Regions from separate parts of the Homo sapiens genome. Here region 2 is linked to region 1. Evidence: chromatin loops called from intact Hi-C (ENCODE). Cell type or tissue: heart left ventricle. All regions are shown on one strand. Links, peaks and the distances in the headings refer to the core of each region. The heading gives the core; the rest is flanking DNA.

Evidence for each region. Peaks named below come from ENCODE experiments on the same cell type or tissue, not always from the same donor. Only the 100,000 strongest peaks of a DNase experiment are listed, where the experiment ranks them.
Region 2: a loop joins it to region 1, with 2.6 times the contacts of the local background. A loop is called at or near these places in 28 of 110 quality-filtered maps.

The regions. Positions count from the first base shown.
Region 1 is chr5:180,086,242-180,096,784 of GRCh38, reverse strand. It overlaps the pseudogene LOC646058. Among named protein-coding and RNA genes, the nearest start is that of RNF130, 20 kb to the right of the region's middle. RefSeq lists a cis regulatory region at 2,970-2,987, an enhancer at 2,907-3,051 and a silencer at 6,129-6,258. In heart left ventricle, for the core only: a CTCF peak has its summit at 6,162 (motif pointing right); a DNase peak (open chromatin) is centred at 6,184; H3K4me3 peaks cover 1,084 bases; H3K27ac peaks cover 409 bases.
Region 2 is chr5:179,909,587-179,919,977 of GRCh38, reverse strand. It overlaps a transcript of RNF130 not described here. Among named protein-coding and RNA genes, the nearest start is that of TBC1D9B, 6.9 kb to the right of the region's middle. RefSeq lists an enhancer at 1,986-2,903. In heart left ventricle, for the core only: no CTCF peak of the experiment used is centred there; no DNase peak of the experiment used is centred there.

The sequences.
Region 1 (10,543 bases), core at 3,283-8,282:
GATGGGCTGACAGCCAGGGGCTTGGTGGGACAATAAGACTAGTGCACCCACTGGGCGCGGTGGCTCACACCTGTAATCCCAGCACTTGGGGAGGCCAAGGCGGGTGGATCACTTGAGGTCAGGAGTTCAAGACCAGCCTGGCCAACATGGTGAAAACTTGTCTCGACTAAAAAATACAAAAAATTAGCTGGGTATGGTGGCGCGTGCCTGTAATCACAGCTACTCAGAAGGCGGAGGTGGGAGAATCACTGGAACCTGGGAGGCGGAGGTTGCAGTGAGCCAAGATTGTGCCGCTGCACTCCAGCCTGGGGACAGAGCAAGATGCCGTCCCAAAAAAAAAGGAAGGAAGGGAGGGAGGGAGGGAGGGAAGGAAGACAGGAAGGAAGGGAGGGAGGGAGGGAAGGAAGACAGGAAGGGAGGAAGGGAGGGAGGGAGGGAGGAAGGGAGGGAGGGAAGGAAGGAGGGAAGGAAGGGAGGAAGACAGGAAGGAAGGGAGGGAGGGAGGGAAGGAAGACAGGAAGGAAGGAAGGAAGACAGGAAGGAAGGGAGGGAGGGAAGGAGGGAAGGAAGGGAGGAAGACAGGAAGGAAGGGAGGGAGGGAGGGAAGGAAGACAGGAAGGGAGGAAGGAAGGAGGGAAGGAAGGAAAGAAGGAAGGAAGACAGCAAGGAAGGGAGGGAAGGAAGGAAGGAAGACTGGTGCCTCATGGGGGCAGAAAGCTTCTCAATGAATTACTCCTATTGCTTTTGTGGACAGTTGCACCCCACTATTTAAATGATTTACCCTTCTGTATGAAAATATAAACGAAGGCCAGGTATGGTAGCTCACACCTGTAATCCCAGCACTTTGGGAGGCCAAGGTGGGTAAATCACTTGAGCCCAGATGTTCGAGACCAACCTGGGCAACATAGACCCCATCTCTACAGAAAATTTAAAAATTAGCCAGGCGTGGTGGTAATGGTACATACCTGTGCTCCCAGTCACTCGGGAAGCTGAGGTGGGAGGATTGCTTGAGCCCAGGAGGTCGAGGCTGCAGTGAGCTATGATTGCGTCACTGCATTCCAGCATGTGTAGCAGAGTAAGACCCTGTCTCAAAAAAAAAGAAAGAAAAGAAACATAAATGAAACACAGCAATTTAGAGCACAGTTTGGTTTAAATCAAGAGCCGTTAGCACTCACATAGACAACCTCTTCATCTAGAACACGTCTTTATAGTTGATCGTTTGATCTTACACATCGAGACCCTTTGCAGGAAACCTGCCAGGAGGCTACTGAAGACCTGGATAAAGGGTCTACGGGTCAACACTCAGAGAGAAGGTAACTGAGCCCTGGAAATTCAGATGTTTAGAGGTTGAAGAAATAAGGAAAATCCATCAAGGGCATTGAGAGTTTCTGGAAGTTAAGAAGGAAACCACGGAAGAGACAGAAGCTGTTAAAGAAAGACTCGAGAAGCAGCAGCCACCCAGCTGTGTCACATGCTGCTGAGAACATCCAATAAGAACCAAGAGCTGGCCTGGGGATTGGGCAATGTGGACATCAATAGTGACCTCAAAAGAAGGAATTTCAGTGAAATGTTGGGGATGAAAGTCTGCCTGAAGATGATTCCAAAGCAGATGGAAAGACCAACTATCCAATGGAAAAATGGGTAAGAAACGGTTCACAGAAGAGGAAATGTACATAGCTCGAACATGTAAAAAGATGCTCACGATGGCCGGGCGTGGTGGCTCACGCCTGTAATCCCAGCACTTTGGGAGGCCGAGATGGGTGGATCACGAGGTCAGGAGATCAAGACCATCCTGGCTAACACAGTGAAACCCCGTCTCTACTAAAAATACAAAAAATTAGCTGGGCGTGGTGGCAGGTGCCTGTAGTCCCAGCTACTTGGGAGGCTGAGACAGGAGAATGGCGTGAACCCGGGAGGCGGAGCTTGCAGTGAACCGAGATCCCGCCACTGCACTCCAGCCTGGGCGGCAGAGCGAGACTCCGTCTCAAAAAAACCAAACCAAACCAAACAAACAAACAAAAGATGCTCACGGTGATAGAAACTTTCAAGTTCTCTGAAAGACGACCACACTGATTTGCCATTTTTACCTCTTAGATTGACAGAAAACTAATAGTAATGTTTTGAAGCACAGCTGGGGAAACAAGCACTCGTCATTGCTGTTTGGAGTGTAAATTGATGCTCTCCCATGGAGGTGGATTTGGCGGTTGCCATCAAAATTACAGGCCGGGCGTGGTGGCTCATGTCTGTAATCCCAGCACTTTGGGAGGCCGAGGCGGGCGGATCACCTGAGGTCTGGAGTTCGAGACCAGCCTGGCCAACATGGTGAAACCCCATCTCTACTAAAAAATACATAAAATTAGCCTTGTGTGGTGGCGCATGCCTGTAATCCCAGCTATTCGGGAGGCTGAGGCAGGAGAATCACTTGAACCCTGGGGGCAGAGGTTGCAGTGAGCTGAGATCGTGCCACTGTATTCCAGCCTGGGAAACAAGAGCAAGACTTCGTCTCAAAACAACAACAACAAATTACAAATATGTGGATGCTGTGACATGGCAATGTCACCTCCAGCAAGTAATCTTCCCTTCACCCTTACACACCTTCAAATGAAGTCTGCATATGGCTATTCGTCACAGCAGTGTTTGACAGCAAAAGATTGGAAACAACCCTTGTCCATAAATAGGAAGCCAGGAAAACACATCCCTGTGTGCCTCCCCATTGAATACTCTGCAGCTGTAATAAGGATGCTTCATGTACTGACGTGGAAAGGCACCCTCACCCCACAATGGACGTACCAGCCCACCAGCATGGTTAAGTGGCCCCACAAATCCTTGCCAACGCTTAGCATCAGGATTATGTTCCTGCAGCAAGACATATGCCACCAAAATGAGGAAATAAACCAAGAAAGATGATGTGGGTCAGCAGTCACAGGACCCAACGCAGGGAGAGAACAGGAAGTCCTGGGAGACAGCCTCTTATCAGCACCCAGCAGATGACAGCCAGTGGGAGGACAGGGCTCCAGGAGAAGCCCAAACGCCTCTGCGGAACAGAAAACATGAAAGGAAGGGGGAGTGGGAATGGCAGCTTCTGTTAAAAGCCTCTTAACACTATAAATTACCTTTAAGTACTACTTTGATTTTTTTTAAATGGATTTTAAGCTGGGCATGGTGGCTCATGCCTGCAGTTCCAGCACTTTGGGAGGCAGGAGGATAACTTGAGGCCAGGCGTTCAAGACCAGCCTGGGCAACATAGGGAGACCTTGTCTCTACAAAAAATTTAAAAATTAGCCAGGCGTAGTGGCGCACACCTGTAGTCCCAGCTACTTGGGAGGCCGAGGGAGGGGAATAGCTTGAGCCCAGGAGTTCAAGGCTGCGGCGAGCTATAATTGAGCCACTGCCCTCCAGCCTGAGTGATAGAATGAGACCCTGTCTCCCATCCCCCCAGAAAAACATTTTACAACCAAAAAGTACAGTAAATCACTGTAGGGAGTAGGGTAGAGCTCCCAAAGCTGAGAGGGCCTATGGCCTAGCAAGAGAGCTCTGCACCCAAAGAAATGAGCAGGAAAACAGGGAAGGGGAGTACACAGACAGCAAAAGGTGGGTCTCTCTCAAATGTGATGTTCCTCCAAAATAATAGCATCTCAGACACACGCAGCTACCAGAGGAGGAAACACCCTGGGGCCCAGGCCCAGGGAGGGAGAGCCGGGGAGCTCCTCAGGGCCGTGAGGATGAAGGGTATTTGCCAAGCATCAGGAGCAGGAATCTCAAAGGGCAGGCAGAGGAGAGGAGCCGAGGGAAACCTACGGACCCCCTTCCCAGCAAAACGAGTGCAAGGGGTAAAAAGGATTTTTTTAAGCCTCCAGAAATTGTCTTTTTTTTTTTTTTTTTTTTGAGACAGAGTCTCACTCTGTTGCCCAGGCTGGAGTGCAGTGTCACAATCTGGCTCACTGCAACCTCCGCCTCCCGGGTTCAAGCAATTCTCCTGCCTCAGCCTCCTGAGTAGCTGGGATTACAGGCGCCCACCACCATGCCTGGCTATGTTTTTTTTGTATTTTTAGTAGAGACGGGGTTTCACCATGTTGGTCAGGCTGGTCTCGAACTCCTGACCTCGTGATCCGCCTGCCTCGGTCTCCCAAATGCTGGGATTACAGGCGTGAGCCACCACGCCCGGCCCGGAAGTTGTCTTAAAATAATAGACCAAATGAAGAAAAACTGATTCAAGAAAAAATCTACTGAAGCTCAGTAAGAACAGTGAGCACTATGAAATTTGAACTATTACCACTTCCTCCATCCTTACTCTCAGCTCAGAGTGACAAAAGCTCTGTGCCAGGTGGGTGCAGTCAACAACACAAAGCTCTCTGTCCCCCAGCTCCCAGGCAAGGCTACCATATCCCCACGGGAGGGGCAGGCTTCCAGCATCTCTCTCCGCAAGCCCAGCTCTGTGTTAGAAGCTAAATCTGGAGCAAGTGCAGCTGAGAGGTCAGGGCCCCCTCCTCCACTCAGCCCTTCCATTGCAGAGTGGAGACTCTGCCCTAGGTGCTTCAGTCTGAGCACACCGAGTCAGGCTGGCTCCAGCTCACTCAGGGTGGAAATTCCATGCTGGGAGAGGCAAGCCAGGAAGATCAGAGGCCGCAGTCCCCACCCAGTCCACTCATCAAGCAAGGGTGTCACTCTGAGAAAGTGGGCCGTTGTCCCTACCACCCACAGTGAAGCAGTGACTGAGAAATTTTGCCCAGGAGAGGAGAGGCAAGGCACAGGACAGACAGCTTCTAAGCTCTCCCCAAAGGAATTGCCTTTATTTGAACACAGTGTAGGTAAGTTCAAGGCTAAGGGCACTCAAAAAACAAGAGAGGCTAGGTGTGGAGGCCGACGCCTGTAATCCTAGCACTTTAAGAGGCTGAGGCAGGTGGATCACCCGAGCTCAGAATTTTGAGGCCAGCCTGGCCAGCATGGTGAAACTCCGTCTTTACCAAAAATATAAAAAATTAGCCTGGTGTGGTGGCACACGCCTGTAATCCCAGCTACTTGGGAGGCTGAGGCAGGAGAATCGTTTCAACCCAAGAGACAGAGGTTGCAGTGAGCCGAGATTGTGCCGCTGCACTCCAGCCTCGGCGACAGAGCTGGACTGTCTAAAAACAAAACAAAAACAGTAGAGATCGTGTTGGTAAGCGATTAACAGATAACTAGTAGCTTCAACAGAGCAACAAGCTAAACCATAAGCCAGCCAATTTACCAGATAGAACCATGGAGAAAGCAGCCACAAAGAGCCCTCTGGGGTCAGAATGAACCTCGAAGACTGACCTGGAACACTGCCCCTGCAGAGGCACCTGCATTTAATTGAATCAAACTGTGGAGAAATGTTGGTCCCAGGACCTGGTCTTAACAGTAGAACCATCATCCAGCAGTTGGTGGCGCCTAACAGCTGGTGCGAGACCAACAAAGGCAGACAGTTAACAGAATTACGAGGGAAAGGGACAGCCAAAGAGAGCCCTGCTAAAGCCACCGCCACCCCAGGATGACTGTGAGCATGCCCAAGGCTCCCCCTGAGGAGCAACATCAGAGGCATCACCTTGCAGGTGAAACAGACTGCGTTAAAATAGCCCAGTTAAGTCTCATGCTTTTCCCTGGCACGTGGCCTGCACCTGAGGCCTTTGCTCTCTATTTTTTGCCAGTTTGCCAGTAAAACTTTACTTATCAAAACAGGCAGCCAGCCTGTGGGCAATAGCTTACTGATTTAATTTTTTTAAATACTGCCTTGTTTATCCTGATTCTCTCCCGTGCCTTGGCATCCCTGGGAAGTTGCTTACTTAAGAGGCCAAGGGGCCGGGGGCGGTGGCTCACGCCTGTAATCCCAGCCCTTTGGGAGGCGGAGGTGGGGGGGGGGGGTGGGGATCATTTGCGGTCAGGAGTTCGAGACCAGCCTGGCCAACAAGGTGAAACCCCTTTTCTACTAAAAACTCAAAAATTAGCCGGGCGTGGTGGCACACGCCTGTACTCCCAGCTACTCAGGAGGCTGAGGCAGGAGAATGGCTTGAACCCGGGAGGCGGAGGTTGCAGTGAGCCGAGATCTCGCCACTGCACTCCAGACACAGCGAGACCACGTCTCAAAAAAAAAAAAAAAGAAGCCGAGGCCGTCGCCGGCCCGCGCCGAACCGCCAGGGGGCGCCCTCCCTCCGGCACCGCCCACTCAGCCCGGCAGGAATCCGGGGCACAGGGGGCCCCTGACGCCGCGCTGGGCGTCCCGAGTGCTGGGCGTCAGATTTGCTCCTTCGCGCTCCTCCGGCGGCAGCGCTCCTCCCCACCCCGCCCCCAGCAATCGCCCACCGACCTGCGTCCCTTTCTCCGCCGAGATGCCTTGGGATCTGCTCCCTCCTTCCCCTCACGGACCCTCCCCCAGGTCTGGCCTCAGCTGCTCCCACCTCCTGAGGTTTTTCTCGCGTTTTGATTTTAGGGCGGGCCTCCCAGCACGAAAGCCTGACCTAAAATCAAGGCTGATTATAGTTCCTGCTCCCAAACAATCCTTCCCTTCAGCCAGACCTGAGCCTCCTGAGAGCCCGCGGCTGAGCTGAGGGAGAGCCCTCGCGACCCCCGCGGGGGATGTGGGCGAGAAAGCGCCTCACTCTCCTCCCGCGCAAAACGCCGGAGAGACCGGAAAACGCAGCCGTCGAGGTGCGCAATATTTTAATGCCATGTTTTTAAAAGTTAAAGTTAATGAAAAAGTCCATGAACAAAATATCAACATTTTAAATAAAGACAGGATTGGATTTTTTTTTTTTTTGACGGAGTCTCTCCCCGTCGCCCAGGCTGGAGAGCAGCGGCGCCATCTCTGCTCACTGCAACCTCCGCCTCCCGAGTTCAAGCGATTCTCCTGCCTCAGCCTCCTGAGTAGCTGGGATTACAGGCGCCCGCCGCCATGTTTGGCTAATTTTTTGCATCTTTAGTAGAGACGGGGTTTCACCATATTGGCCAGGCTGGTCTCGAACTCCTGACTTCGTGATCCCCCCACCTCATCCTCCCAAAGTGCTGGGATTACAGGCGTGAACCACCGCGCCTGGCCGGATTGGATTTTTCTTTTGGCCTCAGGCTCCAGTCCTCTGACTGACCTTGTCTTTGACTTTTGAAAATATTGTATTAAAATATTATTTATGCTGATGACTGAGATTTTGAGGACCCTTCTCCAATTTTCCACCTGAGGCAACCATCTCACTCACTTCATCCCAGTCCCAGCCCCCTGTAGAGACAGTCAATAAACAAGTAATAGGTGGATGTGGTGGCTCACGCCTGTAATCCCAGCACTTTGGGAAGCCAAGGTGGGCAGATCACCTGAGGTCAGGAGTTCTAGACCAGCCTGGCCAACATGGTGAAATCCCATCTCTACAAAAAATATAAAAATCAGCTGGGCGTGGTGGCACGCGCCTGTAATCCCAGCTACTCGGGAGGCTGAGGCAGGAGAATCACTTGAACCTGTCGGAGTTTGCAGTAAGCTGAGATAGGGCCATTGCACTCCAGCTGGCGACAGAGCAAGACTCTGTCTCAAAAAAAAAAAAATACATAAAAGAAAAGTAATAATTTCAGAAAGTGATAAGATCTAGAGAAAATTAAACATGACCACGTGACCCAGCAACTCCACCCTCCTAGGTATTCCATTCCAAAAGAAATGACAACATACAGTCACACAAAAACTTGCACACAAATGTACATAGCCACACTGCTCACAATAGCCGAGGAGTGGGGAACAAACAAAATGTACTTCAGTGGATGAATGCTACACAAAATGTGGCTGTGATCTTATCAAATATACATTTGGTCTTCATCCGGGCTTCCTGGCCTACAACTGCTAGAATCCTCAGAATCTCCACAGTAGTGTCTTTCATATGCTAAAGAGGTGGGTGAAGGCGGGCAGCCCCCAGGTAGCTCCAGGATGGGGCTGGTCACCAGAAGGACCAAGGCAGGACTAGAGGCCTGGGACTTTCAGCCTCACCCCCCAGCCTCCGGGGAGCGGAGAGGGGCTGAAGGTTAAGTTGGTCACCCATGGCCAGTGATTTCACCAGCCACGCCCAAGAAATGAAGCCTCCGTATAACCTCCAGGATAGCTGAACACATGGAGGTTCCTGGAGGGCCGCGTGCCCAGGGAGGGGTAGAACCTTCGTGCCCCTTTCCCCATGCCTTGCCCAGGCATCTCTTCATCTGTATTCTTCCCAATACCCTTTATAATAAACCAGCAAATGTAAGTGTGTCCCCGAGTTCTGTGAGCCACTCTCGCAAATTAATTGAACGCAAGGAGGGCGTCATGGGAACCCCAACTTGAAGCCGGTCCCTCAGAAGTTCCTGAGGCCCTGACTTGGGAGTGGCATCAGAAGTGGAGGCAGTCTTGGGGACTGAGCCCCACCCTGTGGGCTCTGACGCTCTCTCCAGGTAGATAGCATTAGAATATAGAGGACACCCAGCTGGTGCCTAATGCAGAATTGGTTGCTTGCTTGCTGATGTGTGGGGAGAAACCCCCAACATTTGGTCACCGAAGCCTTCTGTGTTGCTTACTGTGGCGTGGGAGCAGAGGAAAAACGGTTTGTGTTTTTTCCACTCACAGATGGTTCTCTTGAAGTTTTTTCTGCCCATACATGCTGCACTGTTCTATACTGGGGCTGACCTCAGTTCAAAACTGGGAGACAAGAAAGAAAAAGCAACTGGGAAACTTGCCCTTGAATAGGTCATTCTTCAAGTTTCAGCTCTTCTCTCCTATCCACCTGCTATTGTTAACACTGCAGAGTCCTTAGCTAGTGACTTGTTGATTTTGTCCCTAGACAGCGGCATGGATGGATTGTAGTGGTCTCTTACTTCATCTTGGCCAGCTTCAGAATCCAAAATGTAATATTTAACCTCCCTAATTACGACGAATGTTAATTCTCCCATTTATTTTATTTTATTTTTTATTTTTTTGAGATGGAGTCTTGCTCTGTTGCTCAGGCTGGAGTGCAGTGGTGCAATTTCGGCTCACTGCAACCTCTGCCTCCTGGATTCAAAGGATTCTCCTGCCTCAGCCTCCCGAGTAGCTGGGATTACAGGTGCCCACCACCATGCCCGGGTAATTATTTTTTTGTATTTTTTAGTGGAGACAGGGTTTCACTATGCTGGTCAGGCCGGTCTCAAACTCCTGACCTTGGGTGATCCGCCCACCTCAGCCTCCCAAAGTGCTGGGATTACAGGCGTGAGCCACTGCGCCTGGCCGATTCTCCCATTTTAAGGATTAAAAAGTTGAGGTTTAAAGAGGTATAGTCATCTGCCCAACCTGTATAGCCAATGCTAAGGTTTATTTAAAATTAACTGATGAAACCTGTGTGGGGTGGAGTCAGAAAGCAGGAGAGGGTAAAAGAAAACAGGTGATGGAAGAACAGAGTGGTAGGGGAGGAAGAGGGTGAAATGGGAGAGAAAAGGAAGAGAAGGCCAGGCACAGTGGCTCACACTTGTAACCTGAATGCTTTGGGAGGCTGAGGTGGGAGGATCACTTGAGGCCAGGAGTTCCAGGCCAGCCTGGGCAGCATAGCAAGACCGTGTCTCAACAACAACGAAAAAGCATCCAGGCATGGTGGGGCGTGGCTGTAGCCTTATCTACTCAGAAGGCTGGGTCAGGAGCATGGCTTGAGCCTGGGAGTTTGAGGCTGCAGTGAGCTATGATTGTGCCACTGCCCTCCAGCCTGGGCAGCAGAGCCAGATCCTGTGTAAAAAAAAAAAAAAAAAGGCACTGCGGCTGCAGAATGGTCGGCGGTGGGAGGAAGTGCAAGCCCAGCGGGGAGGGGCCTGTGAAAAAATGGTTAATGTGAAGAAAAGTAAATTCTATGAAGCTGATGTGGTCTTCGACAAGAAGTAGAAAATCATTATAAGCTCTCTTCACCTGAAGATTCCGATCGTTTCTGGAAGTTCTTTGAAGAACTTGATCCTGAAAAGCCAGCTGATCACTTTCTGCAAGCCTCGGACTTCAGTTAGGTGGTCCTTATGATATCCTTGCTGGAAAACATAAAATTAAGAAAAATTCAACAGGCCTGAATGTTAGCCTTCATTGGAGGTTTTACCATGATCCTCCTGAGTTCCAGACCGTCATTATTGGAGATAATAAAACTCAGTACCACATGGGGTATTTCAGGGATTCTTCTGATGAACTTCCTGCATATGTTGGTATAAATGAAGCAAAGAAAAAGTGTACAATTGTTCCAAATGGAGATAATGTATTTGTGGCAGTCAAATTATTTTTGATGAAAAAACTTAAAGAAGTAACGCATAAAAAGAAAACTAGGCCGGGTGCAGTGGCTCACGCCTGTAATCCCAGCACTTTGGGAGGCCGAGGCGGGTGGATCACCTGAGGTAGGGAGTTTGAGACCAGCCTGACCAACATGGAGAAACCCCATCTCTACTAAAAATACAAAATTAGCCGGGCGTGGTGGCGCATGCCTGTAATCCCAGCTACTCGGGAGGCTGAGGCAGGAGAATCGCTTGAACCCGGGAGGTGGAAGTTGCAGTGAGCCAAGATCGTGCCATTGCACTCCAGCCTGGGCAA
Region 2 (10,391 bases), core at 2,733-7,732, 180 kb after region 1:
CAGGGAAGCTGGGGTTTTTAACATCCTTTTGTGGTCCCTGCTTACGATGCATACTGCCCTGTGGGAGAAGCTTCCTACCCGCGTGGAGTACAGGTGCTGCTCCCTGACCTGGCTCTGGATGTTCCCCTCTCGCTTATTCTACTTCCTGCTGAAGGGCCCCTTCTAAAGGGGGTTGAGAGAAGGCCTTGCCTTTGTATCTCCTCTGAGACTCTGACCACCCACTTCCTGCCAGGGCAGGGCCGTGGGAGACCCAGGCCGTGGGGCCGGGTCTGTGTGCGGGGCCAGGCAGCCGTCTGCGTCGCTGTTTTCCAGCCTCCGTGTTGAGCATGACGTAAAGTGACAAGTGTTTAAGTCAGCACGAAAACACTGAAGGCCCCTCCGTCCCTGCAGCCTGTGAACACGTCTACTCGGCCACCCGTCAGTATAGGGAGTGTGTGTATAGGGAGGTGGCACCTGGGAGCCCAGCCCAGCAGTGTCTCTGGGCACAGTGATTTCAGGGGGATGGCCAGCAGTTGTGAAAGACAGAATGATCTGGAATGTCTCATTGGGAAGACCAAACCCCCTTCTCGCTGCAGATACCAGATAAGCACCCATCTTCACTGTCCACTGTGCAGCCCAGTCCCCTCCAGCAGCCCCAGCACAGCATGAAGAAGGCACATGAGCACCGGCCGACAGGCTTACAGGACAGGGTGCAGTGGCCAGCATCCCAGGCATCAGGGACATGTGGGATCTTCCCACACACCTGGGATGACATCGAATTAACATGATGAGAAAATTGCATCTTACTGCTAATCCCAGTACAGAACCACTATGGGCAAATTTATAAAACTAATCTGCACACCCTCTTTGCAAAAGGACACACCTGAGTTGAGTCTGCCTCTCATTGGCATGAGCTTTGTGGGGGCGTGAGGCGCACAGACCCTTGCTGTGAGAACAGGAACCCCAGTCTCCACATGCCCAGGGTCAGATCCGACAGCAAACGAAGCAGATGCGTGAATCCCCTGCCCTGTTCTCACTGACTGTGGAATATACGTTTGAAGTGAACACTTGCCATTTTTCCACGTGCAGCTTCTCCTAAAGTGTCTTTTCTCCTAACGCGTCAATAACGCCTCAGACACAGGTGTGCCTGAAGGAAACCTGCAGAGCCCCGGATGGGGACAGGCTTCAGGAGCATTGTCAGAGAGCGGGCAGCGGCATTTCGTTTTCGCTCATTTGAGGCTAGAATGGTGCAGATTTTAAAGGTCTTAGCAGCTTTTGTGTTTTACCTTTTACCAAGGGCTTTGGGGGTTTTTTTGTTTTGTTTTTCTTTATGATAGTCTTCGTACTATAAAAATATTTTCAATGAGCAGCTTCAATATAGCATCGTTCAGAAAAGCAGGTTTCCCCATTGGGCTCTCAGAGAGAGGGTGAGTCTGCAGGAAGCTGGAGCCCATTTGCTGGAGGTTCCAGACACGCGTCTGCATTTGTATGTGTTTGACCCACCTGAAAGGTAGGAGAGCTCAGTTCGGATCATTGCCGTGTTGTCTATACCACCTCCTTGTTTTCCCAAACCAAAACGCAGATCCTGATGTAGCATTTTCTCCTGATTTGAGGTCTTACCAATGTGTATACGTTAAATTCCACTCAAGACAGTTTCTTTACTGAAAAGGTATGAAATTACGTGAGAAGAAGTACAAATTTCAGGCCCCTAGAATCTGTCTATTAATATAACATTTGAATTTCTGGGAAATCTGGGGCACACATTCACGGTAGAATAACAAGGAGGCATTGCTTGCAGGGGAGCGTACTCAGAACAGTGCTGTGGATCCTGGCTTGACACCCTTTTCTGGAAAATTGGGGTCACTCTCTGGCTCAGCTACAGAATGGCCTGTCTTTGTCAGGAGGGACACTAACTTCTCATTAAGGCCATGCTCTTCAGGAACAGAGAGGATGATTTGGTTTTTGGTTTCAGGTTTTTATTTTTATTTTTGTTTTGAGACAGTCTCACTCTGTCACCCAGGCTGAAGGGCAGTGGCGCAACCTTGGCTCACTGCAGCCTCCACCTCCTGGGCTCAAGTGATCCTCCCACCTCAGCCCACCGAGTAGCTGGCACCACAGGCACGTGCCACCACACCCAGCTAATTTTTGGATTTTCTGTAGAGATATGGGACTTTGCCATGTTGCCCAGGCTGGTCTTGAATTCCTGGGCTCAAGCAATCCACCCCCACCTCGGCCTCCCAAAGTTCCGGGATTCCAGTTGTGAGCCACCATGCCCAGCCAAGAATGGCATTTTTTTTTTAATCCCAAATAACAGCCTCTTTACTAGCTGCTATGCTGGGGGAAATCCCTGCTAAGTCGGGACCCTGGCAGGAAGTGGCCGGGGCTGCTTGTCCGGTGAGCATTGTGAAGACACACGTCGCCACATGGGCAGCGCTTCCCTGAGGCGCTTGGGGAGCAGTGTTCCGCCTGCTGCAGGTGTGATGGGGTGCAGAGAGTGAGTGCCTCCGTGGTTGCAAGTCTTGCCACCAGCAGCGGTTATTAGGAAATGTATGATAACCTCAGTCATTGTTGAGGGGGGAACTGTTTGAAGTAAGGAAGAGGCTGAGGAGTCAGCTATTTACACCACACATCCACCCCCCTGCCTCCAGTGGACTGCTGTGAGCTGGGCCTGTGCCCGGGTGAGGAGACCATGGGCCTGTGTGGCAGGATCAGCAAGTCTAGGGCCAGGGCAGCCATCAGCATCCTCTGGGAGTTGGTTGTGACTATTGAAATGCAAATGCTTCCGCTTTGGTGATTTTTTTTTTTTTTGAGACGGAGTCTTGCTCTGTCACCCAGGCTGGAGTGCAGTGGCGCGATCTTGGCTCACTGCAACTTCCGCCTCCCGGGTTCACACCATCCTCCTGCCTCAGCCTCCCGAGCAGCTGGGACTACAGGCACCTGCCACGACGCCCAGCTAATTTTTTGTATTTTTAGTAGAGATGGGGTTTTACTGTGTTAGCCAGGCTGGTCTCGATCTCCTGACCTCGTGATCCGCCTGCCTTGGCCTCCCAAAGTGCTGGGATTACAGGCATGAGCCACCACGCCTGGCCAAGCTTTGGTGACTTTTAACATCCTAAGGGAGGAGTAACCCCTCTTTCCTGTTAATCCAGAGGGAGGGGAGGGAAGGCCAGATAGCCAGGGCTTCCAGCGCAGGAGGCAGAGCTTGGCAGCCACTGATGGTGGTAAGCATGTCTGCCCAGGGCTGCCTGCCTCTGCCCTCCTCTTGGGAAGACAAGCTCTGCCCCCAGCTAAAAACTCCTCACAACCCTGATGAGCCTTGCTTTTGCAGAGAGGCCCCAGCTCCCCTGGTGGTCCTCAGGCCTGGCTGCGAGGCACATTCACGAGGCACTGCCTTGAGCACTGAGGTCTGGCACCTGCCGGCTTCCCTGATGCGGCAACAGCCCCAGCTGCCAGTGAGTCTGATGATATTTGGAAAAGTATTTTTAAAAACGAGATTACTGAATTTTACAAGCTTGACATTTTCTATTGGCTTTATAAGCTCTTCTCATGTTTTTATTACCCTCACATCCAATCCGTTCGAGCTACACGCTAAATCAAATTGGTATTTTATATTTTTATTTTTTTAGAGGCAGGATCTCGCTCTGTCACCCAGGCAGGAGTGCAGTGGCACAGTCATGGCTCGCTGCAGCCTTGACCTCGCCTCAGCCTCCCCAGTAGCTGGGACCACAGGCTCATGCCACGCACGCCCGGCTGAAGCTAGTTTTAACTGAAGAAAACTCAAAGTGTTCTCTCGCCGTTAACCTTTATTATTGAGGCATTGGCTCTGCTATAGGAAAACGAGGTGACGTTAATGTCGGTGGTTGACATTAACCACTGGCAAGTGACAGTGTGGCTCCTTGACAAGTGGTTGCTGCTCATAAATGTCATGAAACAAAAACACTGATTTTAGAGAAGTGGGATTCTACAGTTAATATCGCCAGCAAACTTTTATTAAGCTCTCACTCTGTGCCAAACACATGCTTGAAGTTGGGGTGAATCTGTGACCATTAAGATGTTGGCTGTTCATGGGCACGTTATCAAGCAACTGGGGTGTGAGAGCGAATGATAAGAGGGTGAATCTGGATGAGGAGGGACTTCCAGGGCACAGGTGGAGGAGAGGCATTGCAGCCATAGAGAGGCCCAAGGGAACAGTCAAGACAAGGCGGGGACAGTGGCCAGGAGGCGAGGGCAGCACTTCCTGGGCAGGGAAGGCTTGCCAGGGAGACCAGACTCCTGTCTCTGTTTGGAAAGAAAAGGAACCGCACTGGGGGTCAGGGAGGCTAGGCACGGCACCAGCCTGGGATGCCAGTCCCGCCTGAGGGGCCAAGGCAAAGGGGAAGCATTCACAGACCCCACACCAGGCTCTGACGCCAAGTGGAAGAAGAGGGAGATAGAAGCAGAAGCCTGGGCTTCCAGGCCTGGTTCCTGGGCGGGTGTTGATGGGACCCAGGGAGAGTCCTGTGGGGATACTTTGGGTCTGGGCTGGCAGGGGCTCTGGAAGGAGAGGCATGGAGGTGCGAACCTGGTGCCCAGGTGGAGGTGCAGTGGGGGTAAGGTGGCCAGGCTGCAGACCCCTGCATCAGAATGCCTGCGAAGCTGTGGGTTTTTTGTTTGTTTGTTTGTTTTATTTCGAGACAGGGTGTCACTCTGTCGCCCAGACTGGAGTGCAGTAGCGCCGTCTCGGCTCACTGCAAGCTCCGCCTCCCAGGATCAAGTGATTCTCCTGCCTCAGCCTCCCGAGTAGCTGGATTTACAGATGCATGCCACCACGCCCAGCTAATTTTTTGTATTTTTAGTAGAAACGAGGTTTCACCACGTTGGCCAGGCTGGTCTCAAACTCCTGACCTCAAATGATCCACCTGCCTCGTCCTCCCAAGTGCTGGAATTACAGGTGTGAGCCGCACCAGCCTGTTTTTTAATTTTATTTAGAGACAGGGTCTCACTCTGTTGCCCAGACTGGAGTGCAGTGGTGTAATCTTGGCTCACTGCAGCCTCAACTTCCAGCGCTAAAGCAATCCTCCCACCTCTGCCTCCCGAGTAACTGGGACTACACACGCATGCCACTACACCCAGGTAATTTTTAAAAATTTTTTTTAGAGACAGAGCTTCTCCATGTTGCCCAGGCTAGCCTCAAACTCCTGGGCTCCAGTGACCCTCCCGCCTTAGTGTCTCAAAGTGCTGGGATTACAGGTATGAGCCACCACGCCCGGTCAGAAGCTGTGTTTTTAAGTGGACATACCATCTTGTCCTGCTGAAGTATCTCCATGTAATCACAATATCTATGTCACCCAAATCTCCTCCTTCCTCCTCCCTCCCCCAAAACACCCCCACAGGCATGCATACCCTCCCATGCGCTGGAGGCAGAATCTCCCAAGGGGAGCTGGCCAGGAGAGGTGTCCCTGAGTTCAGATGGAGGTGGAAGCCAGAGTGGGGCTGGGACCACCCAGTGACATGAGGATGGGGCTTGGGATAAAGCCCTGGGGACACTGACATTTAAAGTGTGGACAGAAGGAGCTACTGAAGGCAATGGATTTAGAAAAGCAATTGAGTATGATTTCCTTCTTCAAGAAAGGCTGTCCAACTAGCTCTCACTTCCTCTCGTGTGTTCAGTGTCACCCGGAAGCAGAGTTTAATGTGACTAAAGTCAACATTGGCTCACACTGTCAGGGAGTGTGGGAAGATGAGTAAGGACTCATCGCAGGGCGATACCCACAGCTTAAAATAGGCACCTTCCCCTCCCAGGTCTGGTTAGGGCAGTTGTTACATATGAGGGGCGTGGAGTTTTGTCTTGTATTTTGGCCTTGTTGGTAAAGCATTCCAAAGCTTCGACACACCCTCCTTTCAGCCCATTAGGAAAGGCTGTTGATTGTAATATTCACACAGCTCCCTGGGCTATGGTTAAGAGCCTTGCAGAAGGACTGGGAGAAGCCCTGTGTGTTTGAAGTATTGTAGCATCAGAAAAAAACACCGGAAGAAGGCAGGTGGGGACAAGGTGCCTATGTCTGCTCCTTGGAATTCCTTTCCTTACTGTCCGAGGCAACTACAGGGAAAGCAAAGCGTGAGCCCCCAAATCCACACCTGGGAGGAACGTTCCCCTTTGCAAGGCATGGGACTGGCTGGCCCTGTGTCTCACGGGGGCTCTGAGTTTTGAGGTCACACTAGCCTCCTGAGGCCTGGCTGAGAGGGCTGGGTTGGGGGTCAGGAGGCCCCCTGTAGCCACGAAGCTCCTCTGGGGCATTGTTAAAGGTTCACCCTCTTTTTTGTGGGTATCCTGGAAGATCTCAAGAAACTGAGCTTGGAAGAAGAGAGGCTGAGAGGGTCTCCCGCCGCCTGCGTTCTCTGCAGCTATGGCCCCACAGCCTCCAGTGACCATGGAGGGGAAGGTGCCACCCGCCTTGGCTGCTGAAAGGGTGATGCTCTTATGCCTGAGTCTTGGCTCCTGTGGTCCTGCAGAGACCCTGTGGGGGCCGCCCGGTCGTCACCTGCACTCATCTTGGGTTTTCCTTCCTTTTCCACCCTAAGCTGAAGGTATTTTTTTCCTGTTTTCTTCACTCTAACTTGGGGAAGAAGGAAGATCCTTTATGGAAAAGAAAAAAAAAAAAGCACCTTTGAACGTCCTGCAACTTGAGTTTCAAGCTTTCAGAAGGATTCGGTGCTGCTGGCCTGCTCAGACCTCCGCCTGGGCTGTGGAGTTCCTCCTGTTGGCCCCTCCTCTCTGTACCACAAAAGCTCTAGGCGGCCCAGCCACCCCTGTGAAAGCGGCGCCCGTAGCCAGACGCCAAGGCTGCCGTCCCGAGCCGAGGGTGGCACCTTGCCCAGCGCACGTGCATTCTCCTGTGGGAACTCGGAGGGCATGTGGTGAGCAGTCTCCTGTCAGTTGAGGTGGAGGCTCCCGGCCCATCTTTGCTCTCCTCAGGCTGCCCAGCTCCTGGCGGCACATGGTGGCCTGGCAAAGCTGACTTGGCCTCCTCAGTTCCCCACCCATCCGCGGATCATCGCCTTCCCTAGCCACCTCTCTCTATAGCCACCGACATCTGCGGAGCGTCACAGACTGGTTCTGAGCTGTGGTTTACAAATTCAACCCAACACAGAGTGAATTCAAATTTGCTTTTGGAACAGCCTTTATCTCCAATTAAGTGCAAGTATATTTACACTATGTGATATTAAAGGACTTCTCCAATGACTGGGAGGTACTGAACCAAGATGTTTGTAAAGAAACGGTGGGGTGAGGTGGTTAGGTAGAATATACCGTCCTGGCCATTTCTCTTCCTTCAGGCGAGTAAGCGCTCCTTCAGCAGAAAGGCTGCGGATTGCTGGCTGTGCTCTGTGGACTGGGCCAGTAGGTGTGGCCCAGGTCCAGGTCCTGGCACCTCTGCTGAGTGCCCAGCCTGAGATGACACATGCCATCCTGGAGAGAAGCAGAGAGGGTGCTGTCTCCAGGCGTTCTCCAGACAGCCTGGGCCTGGCTTGCTGAGCCAGCTGCAGGAGGGGATCTCCTGACTGGGGCTTGGGACCAGATCTGCTGCAGAGAGGCAATAACTCTGTCTAAAAAGAAAACTTGTCCCGTGTGATTACAAAAACAGGAAAAGGCTCCAAGCTAGGAAATGAGATTTGAGGTATGGAGAACATTCTCACCTGATGGAAGCATCCTGTTCCTGTACAGGAGGAGGAGCTGGTGCAAGCCCTAGGCCACATATGTCACAGTTGTTTTGGACCCTCCGTAGCTTTTATACTCATAAAATATTAAAGTTGCCCCTTTCATATTTGGGTCATTGAAAGAGCCCACCGTACTCTAGGTTCCTGCTCACTATGCACAACATCTCAGAAGATGGCGTACAAAACTATTTTTCTAACTATAGCACAGGTAATGTGGGGGTGGGGAGGCTTGGGATATACCTAAATGTGGCAAATGATTTATCTTCCACCTTGAGGGATGAAAAGGAAACTATGCACTTGAATTTTAATTAAAATTTTAATTTAATTCATTGGATAGCTTGTGCCAGAAAGAACAGTCAATATTCAAGAAGCAAAACTGACGATTAGCTCAGTTTCGGGCCTCCCTGTCGGGGGAGTTTTCTTGTCTGGAACACAAACACCTACAAGTAGAGTGTGAGCTGGTTCTTGACAATCAGATCTCATCAACCCTTTGAAATGTTCTGGGCAGCACAGCTCCTTGGTCTGCATGGTTGGTGTAAGTATAATCAAGTAGTGAAATTGTATGGTATATACCTATATGCCAACAGTGTACACCCGTATGTGCAGAATTTGCTAATATAACCATTTCAATAAAAACCTATTGAAAAAGCTGATTTGACCACATGGAGTATTGTTGGTGGTGACGTGTATCACTGAGGACTCTCTTGGTTACAAATGACAGAAAACCCAGCCAAAACTGGCTAACACAAAAGGGGAATGTCATGGCTCCCAAAAGCCAAAATGCCCAGGGGTGCCTATGTCAGGCTTGGTGTGATTTCACCCTCAAATGCTGACACCAAGACACATGCCAACTTTGCTCCTCATTGGGAACCCCATCCCCAGGCTCAGGGTGGCAGTAGCTCCATCAACACAAGAGCCAGTCCCCAGGAGGTGGCCCAGGTCAGGACGGTATTTCCCTGGCCCAACTGACTTGGTTGGAGGCACATGGCCATCACCAGCCAGCCCCTGTGATCACAGATAGAATGCACCGATGGCCTCAGCTGGCATGGGCTCCACCTTCACAGCCCAGGAGTCCATGTGTCTTCACCTGACAGACAAGAGCTGAGCGTTCTAAGGCACGGTTCCCACTGCAGAAAAACAAACGACACTGCACAGACGGGAGAAGTGAATGCTGGGGGCAAAGGCAGCACGTGTCTGACACGTGTGGAAAAGCACTGGAGCCAGAGGCCGGGTGCAGTGGCTCACGCCTGTAATCCCAGCACTTTGGGAGGCCGAGGCGGGCAGATCACTTGAGGTCAGGATTTCGAGACCATCCTGGCTAACATGGTGAAACCTCCTCTCTACTAAAAATACTAAAATTAGCCAGGCATGGTGGCACGCACCTGTACTCCCAGCTACTTGGGAGGCTGAGGCAGGAGAATCGCTTGAACTTGGGAGGCAGAGGCTGCAGTGAGCCAGGATCATGCCACTGCACTCCAGCCTGGGCGACAGAGTGAGACTCCGTCTCAAAAATAAAAAAATAAAAAAATTTTTTAAATGGGCAAAGGACATTTCTCCAAATAGACATTTCTCCAGATAAAATATACAAATAACCCAAAAGCCCATCATCAGTCATCAGGGAAATGGAAATCCAAACCACAGCGAGATACCATTTCCCACCCTCTAGAAATGAGCATCAAAAAAAAAGAAAGACAATAACAAGTGTTGACAAGATATGGAAAAACTAGAACTCTTTTTTTTTTTTTTTTTTTTGAGACGGAGTCTCACTCTGCTGCCCAGGCTGAAGTTGCAGTGGCGTGATCTCGGCTCACTGCAACCTCCACCTCCCGGGTTCAAGCAATTCTCCTGCCTCAGCCTCCCGAGTAGCTGGGACAAGCATATGCCACCACGTCCGGCTAATTTTTGTATTTTTAGTAGAGACGGGGTTTCACCGTGTTAGCCAGGATGGTCTTGATCTCCTAACCTTGTGATCTGCCCACCTCGGCCTCCCAAAGTGCTGGGGTTACAGGCGTGAGCCGCCGCGCCCTGCCTAGAACTCTTACACCCAGCTGGTGGGCATGTGGAATGCTACAGCTGCTTTGGAGCGCAGTGTGGTCACTGCTTAAAAAGTTAAACATAGCTGTACCACATGACCCAACAATACCACTCCTCAATATATGCCCAAGAGAATTAAAAACACATATTCACACAAAGACTTGTACACATGTTCATGGCAGCATTATTTATAATAGACGAGGGGTAAACAATCCAAATGTCCATCCAAATGAATAAAATGCGGTGCATCCATACCGTGGGGTACTATTCAGCCATAAGGAGGAATGAAGCATCAATACGTGCTACAACGTGGGTGAACCTCGAACACATGATGGGAAGTGAAAGAAGACAGACACAAAAGACCACATATTGTAAGGTTCCATTTATATGAAGAAATGGCTAGAATGGGAAAAATGTATAGAGACAAAATAGATTGATGGTTGCCAGGGCAAAGCCGGGGGGAAGTGGGGAATGGCAGCTAATGGGTAAGGGGTTTCTTTTGACTTGATAAAAATGTTCTGGAATTAGTGATGATGGATGCCCAGCCTAGTGAATATACTAAAAACCACTACGTTTTGCACTTTAAAAGAGTGAACGTTACGGAATGTGACTTATATCTCAGAAAATCAAAAAGAAGTAAGCTTAGCACGCACATACTAAGTGATCGATAAATGTTTGTTCTT